2 separate regions of the Homo sapiens genome follow, and region 2 is linked to region 1. Evidence: read pairs that join two places in POLR2A ChIA-PET (ENCODE). Cell type or tissue: OCI-LY7. All regions are shown on one strand. Links, peaks and the distances in the headings refer to the core of each region. The heading gives the core; the rest is flanking DNA.

What was found. ChIA-PET counts read pairs that join two places held together with the same protein. Peaks named below come from ENCODE experiments on the same cell type or tissue, not always from the same donor. Only the 100,000 strongest peaks of a DNase experiment are listed, where the experiment ranks them.
Region 2: POLR2A ChIA-PET joins it to region 1 with 6 read pairs; 2 of 35 experiments call an interaction of 5 or more read pairs at or near these places.

The regions. Positions count from the first base shown.
Region 1 is chr3:129,868,831-129,874,166 of GRCh38, forward strand. The region is part of intron 2 of TMCC1 (transmembrane and coiled-coil domain family 1); the gene reads right to left. Among named protein-coding and RNA genes, the nearest start is that of TMCC1, 22 kb to the right of the region's middle. In OCI-LY7, for the core only: no CTCF peak of the experiment used is centred there; no DNase peak of the experiment used is centred there; H3K4me3 peaks cover 954 bases; H3K27ac peaks cover 906 bases.
Region 2 is chr3:130,013,001-130,018,381 of GRCh38, forward strand. It overlaps the pseudogene VPS51P10. Among named protein-coding and RNA genes, the nearest start is that of TRH, 41 kb to the left of the region's middle. In OCI-LY7, for the core only: a CTCF peak has its summit at 4,405; no DNase peak of the experiment used is centred there.

The sequences.
Region 1 (5,336 bases), core at 1-5,000:
AAAGAAATATATCAATGACCTAAGGAATTCAATACTGATATTCTGAAACCCAGCCCTCTGTTCTAAAAACAAAATCTAGTTTTATGTATAGTAGTGTGCTATAAGAAACATACATATTTGGTCTTTGTCCTTGATTCCTGGCAGAGCTCCTAAAACCCTTAGGTTTTCCTCAATAACAGAAGCGCTTTTTGTTATTCATAATGTATTCCTTTCAACCACACCTGAGTTTATACTAATTAGGTGACTCTTGGTGGGCCTCTAGATAGCTTCAGGATAGGGCTGGTTGCCAGGGGAACCAACCAAGCGATTAGAGTATTGGAACTTTTAGTCCTCCACTCCTCAACCTTTGGGGAAGAGAGAGGAACTGGGGACTGACTAAATGATGGGGTTTGGAAAGATTCCCAGGTAGTGAATACATGGAGGTGCTGGGAGGGTTTTGTGCCCAGAGAGGACATGAAAGCCTCACACCCCTCCCCCATAGCTTGCCCTATGTATTTATTTCATTTAGCTGTTCCTGAGTTGTACCCTTTATAATAAATTGATAAACATAAGTGTTTTCCTGAGTTCTATGAGTCTTTCCAGTGAATTAACGAACCTGAGGAAGGGGTCACGAGAACCCCTGAATTTGCAGCCAAGCCAGACAGAAGTGTGGGTGGCCCAAGACTTGTGACTAGCATCTCAAGCAGCAGCAGTCTTTTGGGACTGAGCCCTTTAACTTGAGATCTGACACTAACTCCAGGTAGACAGTGTCAGAATTGAATGGAATTGTTGAACACTCAGTGTCATAGAACTGAAGGTGAATTAGGTGTGGTATGGAAAAACCCCCATAGGTAGTAATTCTTGGGATATATTTGTAAAGCTTGATGATACAAATGTATTTGTTGATATAACCTCCCAACTTACCTTGATGCACATGTACAAATAGAAAACCCAAAAATGTAAGCAATGCTGTCAAGAACAGTTGCCACTAAAAATACCTGGCATTAATTTTATGCCATCTACATGCCAGGCATTAAGCTCAGCATAAATTATTTGCAGTGTACAAAACTCTGAGATGCAGATACTGTCCTCAACAGCAGAAGAGACAATTAAATCTCATAAATGTCCCACTATACACAGCAAGTAGCAGAGTTATGAACTAAAGCTAGTTTTAACACATAAATCCCTGCCAACTTCTACATTACAGCAACCTTTACTTTTTATCATGTAGTGTAAAATTATAAACTTTAACAATCCTTGAGGACAGCATCCTCAAAATATGTTCTTGAAAGACTAGTCTTGAAAAATTCTCTCAAATAATAAAAATAAAATATAAAGAAATCACATGTACCTATCTAGTATTCTACTTGTCTACACATTTTTTTAAGAACTGCCTTTTTCAGCATTATACTCTTGCTGACTGACAAACATTTCATTTTTTTCTCCTCCAGTTAATAAGAAACTAAAGTCATCAAGACACTACTTTCTCTTCAGTACCAATATCAGCAATGAGGAAAGAGGTCACTAGAAATCAGGAAATCTTACAACTTCTGAATATATTTGGATAGTTATATTTCCAAGTATTATCTTCAGTACCAAAATCCTAATTCTTCAATTGTTTTTCATTAGATATGGTGGCTAATGAGGCTGGACAGCGTGGAAGCTCACGCCTGTAATCCTAGCACTTTGGGAGGCCGAGGCGGGCAGATCATGAGGTCAGGAGATCGAGATCATCCTGGCTAACATGGTGAAACCCCATCTCCACTAAAAATACAAAAAATTAGCCAGGCGTGGTGGCTGGCGCCTGTAGTCCCAGCTACTCAGGAGGCTGAGGCAGGAGAATGGCATGAACCCAGGAGGCGGAGGTTGCAGTGAGCCCAGATCGTGCCACTGCACTCCGCGGGTTGGCGGGGGGGGGGGGGGGGGGGCGACAGAGCAAGACTCCATCTCAAAAAAAAAAAAAAAAAAAAAAAGATATGGTAGCTAAAGCTCTCACTATTCTGGTCTCATTCATCTAGAAAATTTAGATTATCCCTGTCCTTTTAAAATGTAACATCCAAGAATGGATACAACATAGATATAATCTGACAGTCCAAGAACAAAGGGACTATTACTTCTTTTAATCTAGCACTGTACCTCTGTAAGTGTTCACCAATGTTAGCTTTTTTTTTAACAGCCAAATCATACAACTTACCTTAGATTATGGGACTCATCAAATGAAAACAAAACTTTTGAGCCAGATAATTTCTGTTTAAGAGTAGGATCTTGCCTGGGCGCGGTGGCTCACACCTGTAATCCCAGCACTTTGGAAAGCTGAGACAGGTGGAGAGCCTGAGGTCAGGAGTTCGAGACCAGCCTTGCCAACATAGTAAAACCCCATCTCTACCAAAAATGCAAAAATTAGCCAGTTGTGGTGGCATGTGCCTGTAATCCCAGTTACTTGGGAGGGTGAGGCAGGAGAATTGCTTGAACCCAGGAAGTGGAGGTTGCAGTGAGCAGAGATCATGGCCACCGCACTCCAAACTGGGCCTAGGCAACAGAGTGAGACGCTGTCTCAAAAAAAAAAAAAAAAAAAAAAGAATAGGATCTTACATTTCTATTACACCCACCTTGACACTTTCATACCTCATACGTACTTAAATCATCTTGATTTTCTTTGATGCAACATATTAGATAAACCTCCCAGTTTTAGTATCATTTATAAATTTTTTGGTAAGCATACTTATACCATTATTCGAGATCTCAATCCACACAACTTAGCAACAGAATTTACAATCCCGTGTAACCACAACTAAGCTCTACATCAAAATAAGCAAACCAAGTCAAATGACTAACAAACTGGGAAAATAAATTTGCAACACATAAGCTAATTCCATTACATAAACGGCTCCTACAAATTCATAAGAAAAAAAACTGTTAGGATGTTGTTAAACAGGAATTAAAATTTGAAAAAAGAAAAAATGTGTAATCAATGAAAAAAGAATCAAAGTCTAACATGGACAGCCAGCTCACAAAAAAAGATACATGATTTTCATATAGATGAAAAGTTCTTCAACCTCATGCATGAGAGCAATGCAAATGAATCTACGAAGTGATACCATTTTTTTTACCTATCAGATTGGCAAAGACCAAAATGTTTGATAACACATCTAAGTTGTAAAGATAATGGAGAAACAAGCACTCTCATAGACTGCTGATTGTAAAATAATTCCAACTAAGGTCTTTAGAGAAAATTTTGAAAATATCTGTTAAAAATTTAATTATATCTACCTTTTCTTCAGAGCACCAGTATTCACGCAGCATTATTTGTAACAGCAAAAGTGCTAGCCACAGTTGTTATTCCAACAGCCATTTCTCCCTTCTTCCTCATTAACCAGAATTCACATTTTGTTCAAGATAGTAATGACTGGTTTCAGGCAATATGGCTATCATATTCTCTTTCCTAGACACACTTGGAGTGAGGGGCAGCACTATAAATCCCAGTGAAATGTAATGAGACATTACACAGGAAGTGCACTCAAAAGCATGGTCTGCTGACCCCACAGCATCAGCATTACATGGGAGCTTAATAGATATACAAATTCTCAGGCCCTACTCCAAACCTATGCATTTCAGAATCTCTGGAAGTATATCCCACAAATATGCAATATGAATTGTATTTTAACAAGCTCCCCATGTAATTCTATGCACACTAAAGTTCACGAAGCACTGTTTAGGAGACTTCTGGGAATTTCTTTCCTTCCCATGTAAAATGACAGCATCTTCCCAGTAAAAAAATGTTTTGCCCTCCATATCCTGTTTTTGAATGCAGTTGGTTGTGCTGGTTGGAGATGAGGCGCCATGATGCAACCAAAAGGTGACACAGGGAGGCTGAAAAGCCAACATAATGAGGAAAATAAAGGTGAGGGGAAAAATGTGGGTCCTAAATATTGCTGAGCTACCAAACTAGTGCTGAATTACCTATCTCGTTGCTTCTGTTTATATAAGACAATAAAATATTTTTACAGCTTAAGTCACTATTAGATTTCCTGGGGTTTTTTAAATTATTACTTCCATTATTTACAATTGAATGTATCCTAATGATATATATTTTGTCTACGCATGGAATTTTTTTTTTTTTTTTTGAGATCCGGAGTCTTGCTCTGTTGCCCAGGCAGGAGTGCAGTGGCACAATCTCGGCTCACTGCAACCTCCACTTCCCGGGTTCAAGCCTCCCGAGCAGCTGGGATTACAGGCACCCCCCACCACGCTTGGCTAGTTTTTGTATTTTTAGTAGAGATGGGGTTTTGCCATGTTGGCCAGGCTGGTCTCAAACTCCTGATCTCAGGTGATCCATCCACCTCAGTCTCCCAAAGTGCTGGGATAACAGGCATGAGCCACCGCGCCCAGCCTATCCTTGGAAATTAATGGAGCTTTAATTCTAGTGGAAATGACACAGATTGGGGATAAGACTTGTTAGTGGTCTCAAGACTAACACTGGTTGTCTTAATGCAGTGTGGACATACGAAAAACCCAAAAGAAAAAAAATCACAGGAAATACATAACATGAAACACTATGCAGCTGAAAAAAAAAAAAAACGGACACAAGTTGGCCAGGTGTGGTGACTCACACTCATAATCCCAGCACTTTGGGAGGTGGAAATGGGAGGATTGCTTAAGGCCAGGAGTCTGAGATCAACCTGGGCAACATAGCAAGACCCTGTCTCGAAAAATTTTTTAAACTACCCAGGCGTGGTGGTGCACGCCTCTAGTCCCAGCTAGTCGGGAGGATAAGGCAAGAGGATCCCTTGAGCCCAGGAGGTCAAGGCTGCAGTTAGCTACGATCACACGCACCACTACACACCAGCATAGGTGACAGAGTGCCACCATGTCTCTAAAAAATAAAAATAATAAGTTTAAAAATACTGTTTTTTAATGACATGGGCTATAAGTAGCATACGGTTAATCCCTGGTCCAAAATGCTTGGAACCAGAAGTGTTTTAGATTTCAGATTTTTTCACATTTTGAAATATTTGCATTATACCTACCAGGCAAGCATCCCAAATCCAAGCAGCATTTCTTTGAGTGTTATGTTGGTACCCAAAAGATTTCAGATTTTGGATTTTCAAATTTGGGATGCTCAAACTATATTGTATGAGGGAAAAAAGCAAGGTATAGAACTGTTTGAACAGTAGACCTCTATTTGAGTTTTTTAAAGGTAATATAAATATATATGTACATATATACACAAATATGTACATAAAATATCTGGAAGGAGACACAAAAAGAGGTAAAAATGGTTGTTACTAAGGAGGAGAAGTAAGGACCAGGAATCAGGGATTAAAGTGAGACTTTCATTTCTATGGTTTCAACATCTG
Region 2 (5,381 bases), core at 107-5,106, 140 kb after region 1:
GTTAAATGAAAAATTACAATAGAAATTACTAAACATTTACAACTGAATGAAAACACAACTTTATATATATATGTATATTTTTTTTTGTGAGTCTTCCAACTTTGTTCCTCTTCTACAAGGTTATTTGGGAAATTCTGGGTCTCCTGCAGTTCCTCATAGAGTTTTATGCTGTTTGTCAATTTCTGTGGCTGGGATGAACTTATCGTAGTTCTCATAGACCAGGGTTTGCATGTCGCTGTCTAGAGCCCGGATCTGCTGCACCATGTCCGTCTCACTGTCCATCAGCTGGGCCAGAGGGCACTCTCTAGGCAGCTTGTCTAGTTAAACTTCCGGGTCGAAGTGTGCCCCATTCAGATCAGTGGGGTCCAGGGGGTCGGGCCCAGCGGGGAGTCCCACCGCCTCCCATTCTGAGAGGCCGTTGTAAAGCTTTAGCATCCTGTGCGCCTTCCGCCGACGCTCCGTGAACCTCCCCACCGGGGCCTTCTGCGGAGTCCCCAGGTCCACACCCCGGGCTAGGCCCAGTGACAGCTGCCGCCGCCATAGCTCTAACTGCAGCCCACGGGCGTAATTTTTTTTTTTAAGTTGGATACATGGAGCTACTTGGCTTTTGCTTTCATCATATCGTTGAGGAAAGAGGTGGTTGCTTATGGTACCCCTGTTTTTACTGCAACCTGTAATGGATGAGAACCTCCCTGTTGCAGAGAGCAAAACACTGAACTAAATTGTGCTGTAACACAGCCCTGTGTTGGGGGATTGGGAGTGATCATGCAAACGCTTGCAAATTTGCACAGAGACAGAGACAATCACTGTCTCTGTCAGTGTGATTTGGGCAGCTGTTCACTATATGAAAAGGCAATTGACCAAAAGTCAGTTACCGAGCTATCTCAATACTTTCATTTTATTTTAACTTTTGGCAGCAGGGTACAATTAAAGGAGAGAAAGAAAACAAAGTGATAAGTGTAAGATAATGTACACACGTGTGTAAAAGAAAGTGACAAGACAGGATGACTGTTTGTCTCTTAGTTAGCTCCTTGGGCTCTATGTCTCCTTCCTCAGAGAACCTCATTTTCCTTTGTCCAGATGTGTTAGGGTGGATAATCCAGGCGTCTGCTCCCCCATGATGGAAGCCAAAAACATCCCTGGAGCCGCCTCCCGCTGCACCCTTTCCTGCACTGCCCACATGGACACAACTCAGCCGATTAGACTTCCTCTCAGAACTTTAGTCTTGAGCAAAGGGATTAAAGGGCGAAGTGACTGAAGGTATGCCCTTCCAAAGTGGTACGTGAGCTAATGGCTAAAGTTTGCCAAGCCCATCCAAGCACATTGTTTCATAATTTTTATTTATTTATTTTTTTAAGACAGAGTCTTGCTGTGTTGCCCAGGCTGGAGTGCAGTGGCGTGATCTCGGTTCACTGCAACCTCTGTCTCCCGGCTTCAAAGGAGTCTCCTGCCTCAGCCTCCCCAGTAGCTGGGATTACAGGCATACGCCACCGTGCCTGGCTAATTTTCTTCTTTTTTTTGTATTTTTAGTAGAGACAGGGTTTCACCATGTTGGCCAGGCTGGTCTCGAATTCCTGACCTTGTGATTCGCCTGCCTCAGCCTCTCAAAAGTCTGGGATTACACGTGTGAGCCACCGCGCCCAGCTTCCAAACGATTTAAGCAGAGCTCAGAGGTCTTAACCACAGGCACATCGGAGGAGCATTTTTGAAACACTTTCCAGATTCCTCAATAGGAATGGAAGCCAAACGCTGAATTGATGACTCCTTTGAGGAAGTCAAGAACTGTAAGGAAAGCCAGGAACAGGGACAAGGGAGATATGCGTCCCGAATGATCCTGTGCCAATTCCTTCTGGAATCCTCGATGTGATCTCAGCTGCCCCTTCTAAACATGACACAGTGATTGTGGCACCCACTGGTCTAGCTGTGGTCTACAATGAACCTCCAAAGGGAAGAGCAGAGTGAGCAGGGGCATCGGCCTGAGTGACAAGGATTTGAGAGGGCAGGTTGGATGCAGGGAGAGGACTGGCCAAATGCCATGTGTCTGGACTTAGACTGCCTGGTTCAAATTGGACTTCACCCTTTCTGACTTCGTGATCTGGTACAAGCTACATGAAAATCCGTTGCTCCTTTTCTAGTCTGTAAAATCATCATGAAATGTGAACTAATAACATGGAGACTATGCAGATGAAATGAAACAAGCTGCATAGAGCACAGAGCTCAGAGCCAGGCCTTCAGTAAGCCCTCAGTAAGGGTTCATGATGCCATGGTGTCTGTCGTCATCCTCTTTATCCTCATCACCTTCATAATCTCTTTTTTGTTCTTAGGGAATAGTTTAGAGGGACTGATTCCCTGCTATCATGGGTGAGATGTCTATAAAAAGGACAACCAGTGGGGGAGGAAAGCAAAATTTTGAATAAGATTTCTGAGACCCCCACCACAACCAAGAACAGAAATTCCAGTATGCTGAGCACAGAGTTTGCATATTGCTCTCCTCACATCTGCCCACCGCAGTCTCCAGTACGTCCTAAGGATGAGGAAACAAACAAGGTTCCCGACCGTCCCTCAGCACTCACTTGAAGGGGTGGCCTGTCCCTCCACACCTGTGGGTATTTCTAGTCAGGTGGGATGAGAGACTGAGAAAAAAAGTAAGACACAGAGACAAAGTGTAGAGACACAACAGTGGGCCTAGGGGACCGGCGCTCAGCATACCAAGGACCTGCACCGGCACTGGCCTCTGAGTTCCCTCAGTTTTTATTGATTATTATTTTTATTATTTTAGCAAAAAGGAATGTAGTAGGAGTCAGGGTGATAATAAGGAGAAGGTCAGCAACGAAGATGTGAGCAATAGAATCTATGTCATCATGAAGTTCACGGGAAGGTTCTATGACTGGACGTGTACGTAAGCCAGATTTATGTTTCTCTCCACCCAAACATCTCAGCGGACTAAAGAATAACAAGGCAGCATTGCTGCCAACATGTCTCACCTCCCACCATAGGGCGGTTTTTCCCCCATCTCAGAATTGAACAAATGTACAATTGGGTTTTATACCGAGACATTCAGTTCCCAGGGGCAGGCAGAAGACAGCGGCCTTCCTCTCTCAACTGCAAGAGGCTTTCCTCTTTGACTAATCCACCTCAGTACAGACCCTTTACTGGTGTTGGGCTCGGGGACGGTCAGGTCTTTCTCCTCCCATGAGGCCACTTTTCAGACTATCACATGGGGAGAAACCTTGGACAATATGCCGCTTTCAAGGGAAGTGGTCTCTGCGGCTTTCCACAGTGTATTGTGCCCCTGGTTTATTGAGACTAGACAATGGCGATGACTTTTACCAAGTATACTGCTTGGAAACATCTTGTTAACAAGGCACGTCCTGCACAGCCCTAGATCCCTTAAACCTTGATTTCATACAACACATGTTTTTGTGAGCTTCAGGTTGGGTCAAAGTGGCTGGGGCAAAGCTACACATTAACAACATCTCAGCAAAGCAATTGTTGAAAGTACAGGTCTTTCTCAAAATGGAGTCTCTTATGTCTTTCCTTTCTACATAGACACAGTAAGAGTCTGATCTCTCTTTCTTTTCCCTACACTCACTGAACTGCCCTTCCCCTCTGCTGGGCCATGACCATGGAGAACAGGTCCACTGTCCTCCCTGTGTGGTGCAACATGGAGGCTCAGACTCCATCCTCAAGGCTGGCAAGAAGACAGGGTGAGACGTGAGCCTCTTGATACAGGTGACGGGAGTGGAGCCCACAGGACTGGAACCTCACACTACAGGGCTGGAGGCACAGACTGACTATTTACTATTTTGTGGCCTGGGGGGCTCAAGGCACAGAGCTCCTTATTAGCCAAAGTCACCCAACTTCCCCAACCTCTAAGGATTTCCTCATAATAATGCAAGAAGAAGAAGAGAAAAGTGAGTGTCCATAGAAGCTTTGGGGCTCTTCCTCTAATCAGGAGAAAGCTGGTGTGTATTCTTCGCTTCTTTCTTTTCTTTTTAAACATCCAACTGCTTTAATTTTCATCTTTTATTATGGGAAAATATACCTCGTATAAATATTAAAAATTATAAATATATATTAGTTCATATAGAATGGCCAGTATAAACCTTTACAGTTTCCATGCTTTTTCACTTTACAGTTTCATGACATGAAGTACGTTCACATTGTTTAGCAACCATCACCATCATCGTCTCTGGAACAGTTTTATCTTTCAAAATGGAAATTGCACCCATTCACCAAGCTCTCCACTCCTCTCTCTCGCCCGCCCCTAGGGGCCACCTTTCTAGTTTGCAACTCTATGAATTTAACTACTCTAGACACTTGATAGATAAGTGGAATCATACCGTGTTTAATTTTTTTGTTTTGGAAACAGAGTCTTTCTCTGTCACCCCGGCTGGAGTGCAGTGGCGTGATGTCACCTCACTGCAGCCTCCACATCATGGGTTCAAGCGATTCTTGTGTCTCAGTCTCCCGAGTAGCTGGGATTACAGCTGTGCGCCACCACGCCCAGCTAATTTTTGTATTTTTAATAGAGCCCATATTGGCCAGGCTGGTCTCGAACTCCTGACCTGAAGTGATCCGCCTGGCTCAGCCTCCCAAAGTGCTGGGGTTACAGGTGCGAGCCACTGAGCCTGGGAGTGTTTATCCTTTTGGGATTTATTTATTTCACTGACGATAATGTTTTCAAGGTTCATCCATGTTGCAGCCTGCGTCAGAAGTGCCTCTCTGTTTTTTTTTTTTTTGTTTGTTAGTTTTTTCTTTGTTCGTTTGACTTTGTTTTGTTTTGTGTTTCCATGGAATCTCACTCTGTCGCACAGGCTGGAGTGCAGTGGCACAATCTGGGCTCACTGTAACCTCCGCCTCCCGGGTTCCAGCCATTCCTGTGCCTCAGCCTCCTGAGTAGTTGGGACTATAGGCACACGCCACCACGCTCGTCTCATTTTTTGCATTTTGAGTAGAGACAGGGTTTCACCAAGATGGCCAGGCTGGTCTTGAATTCCTGACCTCAGGTGATCCGCCCACCTCGGTCTTCCAAGACGCTGCGATTACAGGTGTGAGCCACCGCACCGGCCAGAAGTGCCTGCTTTTTTAAGGCTGAATAGTCTTCCATTGTATGAAGGAACTGCAGTGTGCTTTTTCATTCATCTGTCCACGAACCCTTGAATTGCTTCCACATTTTGGCTGTTGTGAATAATGCTGCTATGAATATGGGTGTACACAAATCTGTCTTCCACTCCTGGCTTCTAATTCTTTTTGGTAGGTACCCACAAATGCAACTGCGGGAACATCTGATCATTCTGTTTCTAATTTTTCAAGCACACACCATACTATTTTCCCCGTTCCTTCACGGTTTTACATTCCCTCAAATCACATTTGAGCAT